Linked DNA regions of Homo sapiens: region 2 is linked to region 1. A link is a contact called in ENCODE Hi-C or POLR2A ChIA-PET data. All regions are on one chromosome and are shown on one strand. Each heading gives the region's core, a stretch centred on a gene start or an enhancer-like site at or near the end of the contact. The rest is flanking DNA. Distances are from core to core; before and after follow the strand shown.

Evidence for each region. A loop is a pair of places that touch in the nucleus more often than their neighbours do. ChIA-PET counts read pairs that join two places held with the same protein, here RNA polymerase II (POLR2A). Pooled maps may share reads with other maps.
Region 2: a loop to region 1 is called in a map with no recorded cell type, with 15 times the contacts of the local background. The contact joins two enhancer-like sites. A Hi-C loop is called at or near these places in 2 of 37 single-sample maps with no recorded cell type and 3 of 50 pooled maps. POLR2A ChIA-PET finds 5 or more read pairs at or near these places in 1 of 52 experiments (OCI-LY7).

What each region holds. Positions count from the first base shown.
Region 1 is chr15:76,573,692-76,579,915 of GRCh38, forward strand. SCAPER (S-phase cyclin A associated protein in the ER) reads right to left here. Exons shown (of 32, transcript NM_020843.4): 23 at 467-593. Among named protein-coding and RNA genes, the nearest start is that of MIR3713, 9.8 kb to the right of the region's middle. RefSeq lists enhancers at 1,884-1,933, 1,944-1,993. Within about 2 kb of position 3,068, at least 7 of the 41 ENCODE cell types and tissues checked have a DNase peak (open chromatin) inside an H3K27ac peak, as active enhancers do.
Region 2 is chr15:77,175,723-77,181,987 of GRCh38, forward strand. It overlaps PEAK1 (pseudopodium enriched atypical kinase 1), which reads right to left. Exons shown (of 10, transcript NM_001385026.1): 7 at 3,068-6,265. The coding sequence starts at 6,204. Among named protein-coding and RNA genes, the nearest start is that of LINC00597, 47 kb to the right of the region's middle. RefSeq lists enhancers at 4,133-4,272, 6,114-6,203. Within about 2 kb of position 4,134, at least 4 of the 41 ENCODE cell types and tissues checked have a DNase peak (open chromatin) inside an H3K27ac peak, as active enhancers do.

The DNA.
Region 1 (6,224 bases), core at 1,818-4,317:
TAAAAATCACTGAGGATATTTAAACTATAATTGAGATATTTAATGATTCTAAGTCATTAAAGAAAACTGCCAAATCTGTTGGAATCAGGGGATATTGGTGTTTTGTAGAAATCTGGTTGTGATTTATGAGGCTTTATAATTCAAAGTTTTCTATTTTCTGCCATAAAGTCATACATCTTTATTATTGTGATTCCTGACAAAATAATTTCAGTTTATTTGTGTGAGGAAAACATGACTGAGGAAACCATGACCTAAAGAGGACTTCAATTAAAAAAAAACCTGAAAATAGCTTCAATTAAACAACTGAAAAGAACAAAAGTAAAAAAAAAAATTCATCTATTATTGACTAGCTTTAAAAAACACAGAAGAAAGGTATATACTGAGTCTGCCTTATAGCTCTATGTACTGTCATAGTGAGAAAGGATCACAAAGATTAAGGTTCAAAAGCCAGATATTAGTTACACACCTCTTTTTCCAGTATTCTAGTGATCTCTCCTAGGGTCCGATCCAAAGCAGACACTTTATTGTTTGCCCATGAGCCACTGTCTTGAACTTGTACTTGTTTTAGAAGATCTTTGGCTAATCGCTGAAGCCTTTAATACCAAATGAAAGGAAAGAATGACATTAATGAAACAGACTATAATCTTCATTTCCCAAAACACTTTGAAACACAAGTTACTTTCAGTATTGGATTTGAAAATGCTTCACAGAGCATCTGAGGGGAGAAAAAACCAGACAACCAATAAAGCTAGTGTTATTTTATATTCATGACCACCAATTCATTCTTCATGGCACAAAACAGAACTAGAGGATAGTATTATCAATCTACAGGATTAGCTAGAGCAATTGATGCCTTTAGTTTCTGTATGATTCTTAAATTAGAACAGAATTAGGAAGGGGGAGAAGGCCAGAGGATGAGAGCAGAGAAAATGAGTATAAGAACCTGAGCAGGTTTTTATATTTTGATTTAAATCTTCGAATATTATTAGCTTTATAAACTCTCAGAATGTTGAACTTCCAAATGTTTGTTTACAGGCAGTTTGGGGATAGTCTGCTACTGCTCATATCATTTACTTAGACGACAGAACATTTATTTAGTTTTCACCAAGAAATACCACATTATACCTAGACTGTAAGAGTCTTCATTCAGATCACTGTGTGCATTACTTCTTTGTGGCCCCTACCTGGTACCTCACTCTTGGAGCAACCCTCCTCTGCTTTCCACTTATTTACTTGAGAATCCACTAATAGATGCTCACCAGATCTCCCCACTTTTCCCCTATATATCATCCCCGTTGCCTTAAATTTTTATCTGTGGTAGATTCCACAGTACATCATTATAATCATTTTCTTGCAAATGTCCTACATTTCCTCTCTGTTGTTCTGTTTTTTACTCTTCTTAGACAAACCCCAGCCGTGGTAATAATGTTTGTTTAGCTCTTACTATGGGCTAGGCACCATTCTCAATGTCTTGCATGCATTAATTTCTTTAGCTGGATTAATGAAAACAACTGGCAGACTTTTCCATTTCTGAACCTGGCAGGGGTGGGGGTGTGGGGGGAGTCAGACCATGCAAAATACTGGTAGGACTACTGATTCAAGATCTTATTAAATCTCCCTAGGGTGTTCATTCTCCCACTATCCACAAAGGTTTGCTTCATACATTCCCCACTCTCTTCAAAAGTCCACCCTTTCCTTTCTCTCTTTTGCTTTCATAAGATGATCCTACATTTCAAAGAGAAAACAGAAGTTATTGGAACAAGAAAATTTTCACTTTCGGCCATAAAATCTACAAGCTTATCTGCATTTCACTCATCTTCTTCTCTGTTCCTCTTATTACAGTCATTCCTTCCAGACAGGACTAATTTCACCACACAGGATGTATGCATGAGTTCTTTCTGGATCTCAAGCTCTCTCTTCTTCCTGTCTCAGGTCTTTCTGCAATGTTCTTCATCTTTTCCTTCTGAAATGCTTCCTCCACTCCCACATTACCTAGAACATTACTATTTATCCCTCAGCTCTTAGCACAAACATTACTTTCTCTGATTTGACTATTTCTTCAAAGCACTCATCATAAGAGAATTAAAAATACTTACTGAACTAACTGTTTAATGTGTGCTTCTCCTATGCAAAGCTTTACAAGGGAATTTCCTGAAGTGATAGAAATATTCTGTGTTTTTACTGTCCAACATGGTGGCTAGAAGCTATTGTATTGAACAGTGCAGAAGCAGAGTATTAACTTCATGAGCGAGGTGCTCGTCTATCTGCTCACTGCTTTATCCTTATCATGTAACATGCTACTTTTACATAAGTACACTCATTAGATATTTAATAAATTCATGTCCTACAGAGAAAACTTCTTCTTTACATTAATTTTAACAATATCCAGACCAAGGATGGTGGTTCATGCTTGTAATCCCAGCACTTTGGGAGGGCAAGGCAGGAGGTTCACTTGAAGCCAGGAATCTGAGATCAGCCTGGGTAACAAGGCAAGACCCAGTTTCTACAAAAAATAAGAAACTATTAGCTGGCAATGGTGGCGTGCACCTGTAGTCCTAGCTACTCAGGAGGTTGAGGTGCGAGGACTGCTTAAGCTCCAGAGTTCCAGACTGCAGTGAGCTTACAACACTGCGCTTCAGCCCGGGCAACAGAGTGAGACCTTCATCTCTAAAAAGAAAAAAACCCAATAACTTCATAGGTTACAAAATACTTTCATGTACATGATCTTATTTAATCCTCTCAACAACACTGTCAATAAGTATTATCCCTATTTGAAAAACGCAAAAACTGATGCAGAGCAAGATAGCCAAATAGAAGCCTTCACAGATGTCCTCCATACAGGAACACCAAATTGAACAACTATCCACATAAAAAAGTACCTTAATAAGAACCGAAAGTTGTGTGAATCACCACAGTACCTGATTTTAACTTCGTATCACTGAAAAAGGCACTGAAGAGACAGGAAAGACAGTCTTGAAATGCTGATGCCACCCCTCCCTCCTACCCTGGCAGCCACCCTGTGGTGCAGACAGAGAGTCTATGCACTTGGGAGACAGGAAGCACAGTGGCAGTGAGACTTTGCCTTGGAAATCAGTGCTAGCCTGTTACAGTGGAAAGCAACAGGACACAATTCAGCTGGCCCCCACAGAGAGAGCATTTATACCAACCTTAGAAAGCGGGGAATCGCCCATCCTAGCACTCGGAACCTGAGTTGCAGGTTAAAGTGTTCTGGGGACCTAAATAAACTTGAAAGGAGGTTTAAGCCACAAGAACTGCAATTCCTGGGCAAGTCCTGGTGTTGTGCTGGGCTCGGAGCCAGTGAACTTGGGAAGAATGTGACCTATGAGACCAGCCAGGGCAGCCAAGGGAGTGTTTGCACCACCCCTCTCTCAACCCCAGGCAGCTCACAACTCTGGTACAGACTCCGTCCCTATGCTTGAGGAGAGGGGAGGGAAGACTAAAGAGGACTCTGTGCCAGGCACAGTGGCTCATACCTATAATCCCAGTGCTTTGGGAGGCTGAGGCAAGCGGATTGCTTGGGCCCAGAAGTTCAAGACCAGCCTGGGCAACATGGTGAAAGCCCGTCTCTAGCAAAAAATACAAAAATTAGCTGGGTGTGGTGGCACACACTTGTAGTCCCACCTACTCAGGAGGCTGAGGAGGCAGGATCAATTGAGTCTCAAAGATCAAGGCTGCAGTGAGCTATGATCATGCCACTGCGCTCTAGCCTGGGTGAAAAAGCAATACCCTGTTTCAAAAAGAAGAAGAAGAAGGAGAAAAAAAGAGGACTTTGTCTTGCAACTTGGAAACCAGCTCAGCCATAGTAGGACGGAATAACTGGGCAGAATCCTGAGGCTCCCATTCCAGGCCCTAGCTCCTGGATGGTATTTTTAGACATATCCTGGGCAAAAAGGGAATGGGCTACCTTAAAGGGAAAGACCCAGTCCTGGAAGGATTTGTCATCTGCTGACAAAAGACTCCTTGGGCCCTCACGAGTTAGCAGTGGTAGCCAGGAAGCACTCGCCAAGGGCCTTGAGTGAGACTCAGAGACATGATGGCTTCAGATGGGATACAGCCCATTCCCAGCTGTGGTGGCTACGGGGAGAGACTCCTTCTGCTTGAGAAAAGGGGAGGGAAGAGTACGGGAACTTTGTTTTGCAGCTTAGGTATCAGCTTGACCACAGTAGGGCAGAGCAACAAGAGGGTTCTTGAGGTCCCTGATTCCAGGCCTTGGCTCTTGGATGGTATTTCTGCACCTGAACTGGGCCACAGGGAAGCCACTGTCCTGAATGGAAGGCCCAGGCCAGGCAGCATACACCACAAACTGAATGAAGAGCCCTTGGGCCTTGAGTGAACACTGACAGTAGCCAGGCAGTACTCACCATAGGCCTGGGGTGGTGGTGGCCACAGGAAGAGACTCCTATGACTATAGAAAGGGGAGGGAAGAGTGGTAAGGACTTTGTCTTGTGGTTTGGGTGTCAGCTCAACCACAGTAGAACACAGCACCAGGTTGATTCCTAAGGTTTCTGACTCTAGGCCCTGGCTCCTGGATGGCATATCTGGACCTGCTCGGGCCAGGCAGAACTTGCTGCACTGAACGGAAATACATAAGCCTGGCGGGTTTTGCTACCTGCTGATTGCTGAGCCCTAGGGGGACTTGAGCAAACAAAGGTGGTAGCCAGGCAGTGGTTACTGTGCGCCTTGGGCGAGACACAGTAATCTGTGCTTCAGGTCTGACCTAGCACAGGCCCAGTGGTGGGGGCTACAGGGGTGCTTGTGTCAACCCTCATCCAGCTGCAAGCAGCTCAGCACAGAGAGAGAGAGACTCCATTTGTTTGGGAGAAAATAAGGGAAGAGAACAAGAATTTCTGCCTGGTTGTCCAGCAAATTCTTCTGGATCTTATCCAAGACCACCAAGGCAGTACCTCTACGAGTCTATAAGAGCCATAGTGTTACTGGGCTTGGGGTTCCCCCAAATGCAGATATAACTGCAGTGGCCAATAGCTTAGGTTTCAACACCCAAGTCCCTTTGGATACCTGGAAAACATTCCCAAGAAGGATGGGTACAAACAAGCCTACACCATGAAGACTACAATAAATACCTAACTCTTCAATCCCTAGACACCTACAAACACCCAATATGACCTCACCTAATGAACTAAATAAGACACCAGGGACCAATCCTGGAGAAACAGAGATAAGTGACTCTTTCAGGCAGAGAATTCGAAATAGTTGTTTTGATGAAACTCAAATTCAAGATAACACAGAGAAGGAATTCAGAATTCTATCAGATACATTTAGCGAAGAGATAAAAATAATTTAAAATAATCTTTGGGAGGCTGAGGCGGGCAGATCACAAGGACAGGAGATCGAGACAATCCTGGCTAACACGGTGAAACCCTGCCTTGACTAAAAATACAAAAAATTAGCTGGGCATGGTGGCGGGTGCCTGTAATCCCAGCTACTCAGGAGGCTGAGGCAGGAGAATGGCATGAACCTGGGAGGCGGAGCTTGCAGTGAGCTGAGATGGTGCCACTGCACTCCAGCCTGGGTGACAGAGCGAGACTCTGTCTCAAAAAAAAAAAAAAAAAAAAAAAATAGTAACTACAACAACAATGTTTTAAGACATAGTACAAGAAGATATGAATAGAAACAACAAAAAGTGAAAAAGCAGAGGGATGAAGTTAAAATGTAAAGTTTTTATTAGTTTTTTCTTTGCTTGTTTGTTATTTAGTTTTTTTATGCAAGTAGTGTTAAGTTGTCATCAGTTTAAAATAATGGGTTATAAAATATCAATTGCAAGCTTCGTGGTAAACTCAAACCAAAAACCACACAAAAGATTCATAAAAAAAAAAATAAAAAGCAAGAAATGAAAACACATTGCTAAAGAAAAATCACCTTCACTATGAGAAAGAGAGAAAGGAAGAAAAGAAGGAAAAGACCACAAAATAACCAGAAAACAAATAACAAATAAGTCCTTACTTATCAATAACTGGATGTAAATGGAATAAGCTCTCCAATCAAAAGGCATGTAATGGCCGAATGGATTAAAACAAGAAGATCCAACTATTTGTTGCCTACAAGAAACAAATTTCTCCTATAAAGACACACAGACTGAAAATAAAGGGATGGAAAAAGATATTACATGAAAATGGAAACCAAACAAGAGTACAAGTAGCTATACTTATGTCAGAAAAAATACATTTCAAGACAAAACTATAAAG
Region 2 (6,265 bases), core at 2,884-5,383, 600 kb after region 1:
TACCATTTAACCCAGCCATCCCATTACTGGGTATATACCCAAAGGATTATAAATCATGCTGCTATAAAGACACATGCACACGTATGTTTATTGCGGCATTATTCACAATAGCAAAGACTTGGAACCAACCCAAATGTCCAACAACGATAGACTGGATTAAGAAAATGTGGCACATATACACCACAGAATACTATGCAGCCATAAAAAATGATGAGTTCATGTCCTTTGTAGGGACATGGATGAAATTGGAAATCATCATTCTCAGTAAACTATCGCAAGGACAAAAAACCAAACACTGCATGTTCTACTCATAGATGGGAATTGAACAATGAGAACACATGGACACAGGAAGGGGAACATCACACTCTGTGGACTGTTGTGGGGTGGGGGGAGAGGGGAGGGATAGCATTAGGAGATATACCTAATGCTAAATGACGAGTTAATGGGTGCAGCACACCAGCATGGCACATGTATACATATGTAACTAACCTGCACATTGTGCACATGTACCCTAAAACTTAAAGTATAATAATAAGAAGAAAAAAAAAAGAAAAGAAAAAAAAAAAGAAAAATGCTAACAAATAAAGTTTTACATTTTTCAAAAAAAAAAGAAAAGTTTAATATCTCAATCACTGCTTTACTCAGACTATAGCATGTATCTTTATAATGGTGGTGAGACCAGCAGTTCTAAGTGTGACCCAAGGACCAGCAGCATCAGTATCACCCAGGAACTTATTAGAAGTGCAAATTATCAGGACCCACCCCAGACCTACTGAATAAAAAACTCCAGGGGTGGGGATCAGCAATCTGTGTCTTAACAGCTCTCTAGATGATTCTGGAACATGGTTAAATTTAAGAACCAATGGGCAAATGAACTGTGCTATTTGGATTCATGGATGTTAACTTCAAAAAACGGATACATTTTGGAAGACCTGACTGGCCTATGTATAACCTAATTGTGAAAATAAAAGCTGTATAGTAAGAGGTCTGCCAAGCCCAGGGCCTGGGCTGCCCTCAAGCCTATATACCGTGGCATGCAGCCAAAGGAGAGAGTCTCTTTCCACAGAAAGAAGCCGAACATTTCTTGACTATGCCTTCTAAGATGTGGATAGATACACTACAGTGGTACTTAATCAGGAATGACACCATGTAAGAACTGTCTACCATTCCCTCCTATGTAACTCCAACCATTTGCTGTTTAAGCTGCCTCTTTTCTAAATAAATCAGGCACCTGAAATACATGTTTTTTTTTGAGATGGAGTTTCACTCTTTTTGCCCAGGCTGGAGTGCAATGGTGTGATCTTGGCTCAGTGCAACCTCCACCTCCCGGTTCAAGTGATTCTCTTGCCTGAGCCTCCCAAGTAGCTAGGATTACAGGCACCTGCCACCACACCCAGCTCATTTTGTATTTTTAGTAGACATGGGGTTTCACCATGTTGGCAAGGCTGGTCTCGAACTCCTGATCTCAGGTGATCTGCCCGCCTTGGCCTCCCAAAGTGCTGGGATTTCAGGTGTGAGCCACCACACCCGGCCCTGAAATACATGTATTTTATTACTACTGGAGTACATTCTGTCATTGAATACCTTACCATGGAATATAACATTCAACTACCAATGACAAGACTGTTCTTTCTAGGACTACCATCCTAGTTGCTTTGTTACTACATGGATTTAAGGAAAACAGAGACTTGTTAGCATTTTGACAACAATTTGGAGGTATGTAAAAAGCTCATTTTAGTAAAGAATGTGTATAAAACTTCCTAGCATTTTGCTAGGAAAAGTAAAAGCATTAAGTGTTCACTTCATTTTTTATTATACTTTTATAAAGAAAAACGGGTAAATCTGCCCCATCCATCAGAATTTGCTATGTTTGTAAGAAAGAAGGGCAGGCCCTTCTTTCTTTACTTCTTACTTTAAGTAAGGAGGGAGAAGGACTCAGAATCAGATGAATGGAGTACTCAGGGCATATCTTTAAGAATAAAAAGGACAGGAAGCATAGGGAAATCATCCTATTAGTCACAAACTTGGGATAAAAGTTCCTTGTTTTTACTGGCAGTTAATTCATTTTGTTTACAATATAAATAAGAAAGAAAAACTTAGGCTTCCTAAACATATGTATTTATGTGAATGATTACAAGTGAGAATATAACAATTTTTATTGATCTTGTGTTTAAGAATGCAAAATTATAAGGAGGATACATGCTTTAGAATGAGAGATCGAGGTTTGAATTCCAGCTCTGAAAAGCACTAGCTTTGTGACTCTGTTCAATTCTTAACTTCCCGGGTTTTCAGTTTCCTCATCTGAAGAATATAGCAAATTTATAAGGATTTGAGATAAATATTTATTATATACCTTGCACAGAATAGGTGATCAATAAATAGTTATTAAGGTATTCAAGAAAATGAATGCCTAGAGAACTGATTTGGGTATGCAATCTGTCTAGCTGAACTGAATATTATACTACTGGGTCTCAGTCTCAATACTCAACTTCTCCTATTTCACCCACATGCTAAATAACTATAAATTGCTTGCTTACCACCCTCCATTTTTTTCCACAACACTTGGAAGGAGGACAGAAAGAGACAGCAATAAAAAAACAAATATTCCCTTAAAATAAGTAATGCATATAGAGATAACACCTTCATAAAAAACAAAAAGAATTGCTGGAAGAGCTTTATTTCATTTACAGTGAGGGAAAGAACAGTACCACCATTTATTCATTTGATCCTGTTTCTTCCTCACACTACCATCACATTCCAAAACAACACATTATTTATTGCTATTAAGGTGTTATGGATTTGCTTTTCTATGCTAAAGTTCCTCTGCATTCACCAGAATGCAGTAGGCTACTTAAGCCAAAGATCCAGGGCTATAAACCTTGTTCAGTGCAGTAAGATCACTTTAATACTATTCTAATCTTGGAATGCAGTTATAAAGATAGATGATGGCCACAGAGTGCTACTTACAAACAGAAATGGTTCTTATGCAATCTTAAAAGATATAAAAAACTTAGCACCTGAAAATGTGTTAAAAAATTCCCATATTCTTCCAGTCTATTTTACATACCTGAGAATCTTTTTAGGAATCTGTGATGGAGAAGAATGACTCCTCTTCTTCTCTGAGTCCTGTAGTAATGCATTCTCTGCTCTACCCTTCTCCATGACTGCTGCCTGGTCTGTCCTAGCCTTGCTCTGATCCACACTGAGCTGGCCTTGAGCAGGGTCGCACCTGTACATGAAGACAATGGCTGGTTTCTCACTGGACTCTCCTTTCGCCTCTGTGAACCAGTGATGGCGCTGAACTGGAGGAGGAGGCAGCATGTGAATGACTGTGCCATCCAGGCCCACCAGTTTCCCTTTCTCTCGCTCTTTCTCTTTGTCATCCTCCTCATCTGTTTTCCGACGGCGGAAGAAGCTTTTAAATGATATCCAGCGCTTAGGTTTTGCATCAGCTGCCCGCCTGCTGCCTTCAGAGTGCAAAACTGATTCAGCTTCTGTTGACCTGGTAGGGCTGGTTGGCTTGGTCCAGTTGGTGAAATGCCTCTGCAAAAGGTTACCTGCATGGTAAGGAGAAGAAGTAGAGCGTGGCGGGGGAAAGGGAGCTGGTGGCTCACTTTGGGGGCTAGTCACTAATTTGGAGGGAGAGGGGGTGACTGGCTTTATGGATGGGTCTTTCTGTACTTTGGTGGTAGGACTGTCTGTGGTCTGAGGTGCTTCAGCCTCACCACTAGGCTGAGATGTAAAGAGAGATTTGGGCCGGACTGGCGTACTCTTAGGTGTGCTCTTAGCAACATCAGCATCTGGAGGAATGGCATAAAGCTCTTCCACACTGCAAGCTTTAGGGCCAGATTGAGGTGTTTCTGGAGGAGACTGTGGGGGTTGGATTGAAGCCACAATCTGAGAAAGCACTGTGCTTGCTTTCTCTCTGGTGCTGCTGCTGCCCACCATCTGAGACTCCTGAGTGCCTTCTATTTTGGCCACAGGCTCTTGAGTGGCTCTCTGGATCTTTGCTGGGGAGCTGTGGCTGGAACTATAGCTTCTCTGTGGTGAAGACTGACCTCTGTTGAGACAGTTGTTAAACTCTTGAACCTTCTGAGCCACTGAGCCCCTTTTATGCTCTGTGCTGTTTGAAAACCCTTTAGTTTGAAGACAGTCAGTGGTTTTGCTAGTGGTGTTATCAGGCACTTTGCTTTCTGTTTCTATTTCTTCATAAGTATGGCTTATTACACTTGTGGTTTTTTCCTTCACTGAGAGTTCTCCACTTGTTCCCAGAAAACTTTTGTAGATAGCTAGATTGTCATATGCATTTGGATTGATAACAATGGGAACTTTGATAGCATTTTTGGAACTCCGAGCATAAGTTGGCTCGTCATGAATGATAATTGGAAAAGGTGGCATACCAGCATTGTTATAACTATTAAATTTAATTTCAGACAAATTAGGTGACTTAACAGGGATGGTTTTGGAGGAAATGTTTGTAGCTGTGGGTGATGTAGGTGCTGATTTGTGACAGTTTTTCCTTGGAGGAACATTTGGTCCAGTTCCACTAGTAATTAGTTCTACTTTAGGTATCTTTTGTCGTGGACTGGTGCTAGAAGTCCATACTTCTTGGTATCGAATTGCACTGGATTTTTGGAAATGGGCACTTATTTGTCCTGGTGTCAATGAAGATGATGTAACTGGAGAGTTTGGAGTAGAGGATGAGCTTTTTGTCTTGGGGCTGTTAACAGGGCCCTCGAGGTGCTCACTGGCCATGGCTGCTGACACATCCACGACAGTATATGGCTTGCACAATGGCTGTTCCAGGTTCACAACTCGGTAAGGTTTTGCTTGCTCTTCTGTGGGGACAAGGTTTATGGTTACTGCTTGCCCAGCAACATCTGTAGAGGCTTTACTTTCTTCCTTCTCAGTTTGTACAGCAATCTTGCCATCTTTCTCTTCTAATCGGAGAGCAAGGACTGCTTTGTGGGTCTCTGGAACTTTTATTGAGCTTTTGGAAGCCTGTGATGAATCTTTATCCTGATTATTACTAGAGGGACTTTCATAATTGGGCTCAATTTCCTTCATGTCCTTAGAATCTCCTGGGTTACCAGGAGATAATCCCCCATTACAAATCTTCTGGGATAAACTACTGGCTGTCTCAGAACGTGATTCTTCTGTTAAAGAAGAATCTGGTGATGTGGAGTCAGATGACACCATGCTCTGAATGCTTCCTTGTCCATAAGAGACCACAGAATTTTCCTCATAACCATTCAGGATTTCATCATAGCTGTCATCATAGTCCACAGCACAGATTCTCTGCAGAGACTTGTTTCGCAGGGGGATGGTATTCCATTTTTTGTCCACAAAGAATCGAACAGGAGACAATGTGTTTGCTCTGAAGTTGGCAAAGCGAGGTTGCCCTCTCATGCGAATCTCCATGGCCAACAGCTCTTCATCACTCTCATCCCAACTCTCGTGCTCCTCCTCCATGTTACTGAAAAGTACATCCTCTTCACTCTCCTCGCCACTGGAAAACTCTGGGTAACAGAACCGGCCCCCTTCATTACTAATCACTTCTGTGCTCCCACTCAGAATAACATGCTTGCCCTGAGTTTCCTTTATCCCACCTATCATGCAACTTGGTGGAAGCTTTCTTTCCAATGATCGTTTATAGCAATCATTTATTCTTCCCAAGAATGTTTCTCTGGAGTTTGTTTCATTTCCTCTTATCTGAGGGGCAGTATCCAAGCCTGCTATCTCCTTTAACACTTCAGTTAGTCCATTATTGTTATCTGACATCTTCTTTGCACTATCATTATTGCCATAAGGCTTAGGAACATGGCTAATTCCTTCATCATCTTCATTATTATTGTTAAGTGGTTTCTGACTCAAGGCAGCTCTGTTTCGGTTCCACCCTATGATGACAGGTTTGTTCTCACAGTGTTCTTGGATGCTAAGCTCACCACATATACTTTGCCCATCTGCCACTATCATAGTGGGCTTCACAGCTATAGTGGGTTTTTTAGCCACAGGAGGCCGGAAATTGCCCGTGTTCCTGATGCGGTGGTTGTTACTGTGATTGGCATTAGTTTTCACATTGCCATGGGTGATGGGTGCCTTCTCAGGGTCTGGGGGAAGCTGGTGCAAACTTTTAGGTTTAAAGCAATTCTTGCATTCACCAGGTTTCCAAACATGTTCAGTAAAGGTGTTACAAGCAGACATTTTTAAAAATAGAACTTCACAGACAATGCTTTTCTTTCAGTGCATGACAAAACTTTCATCT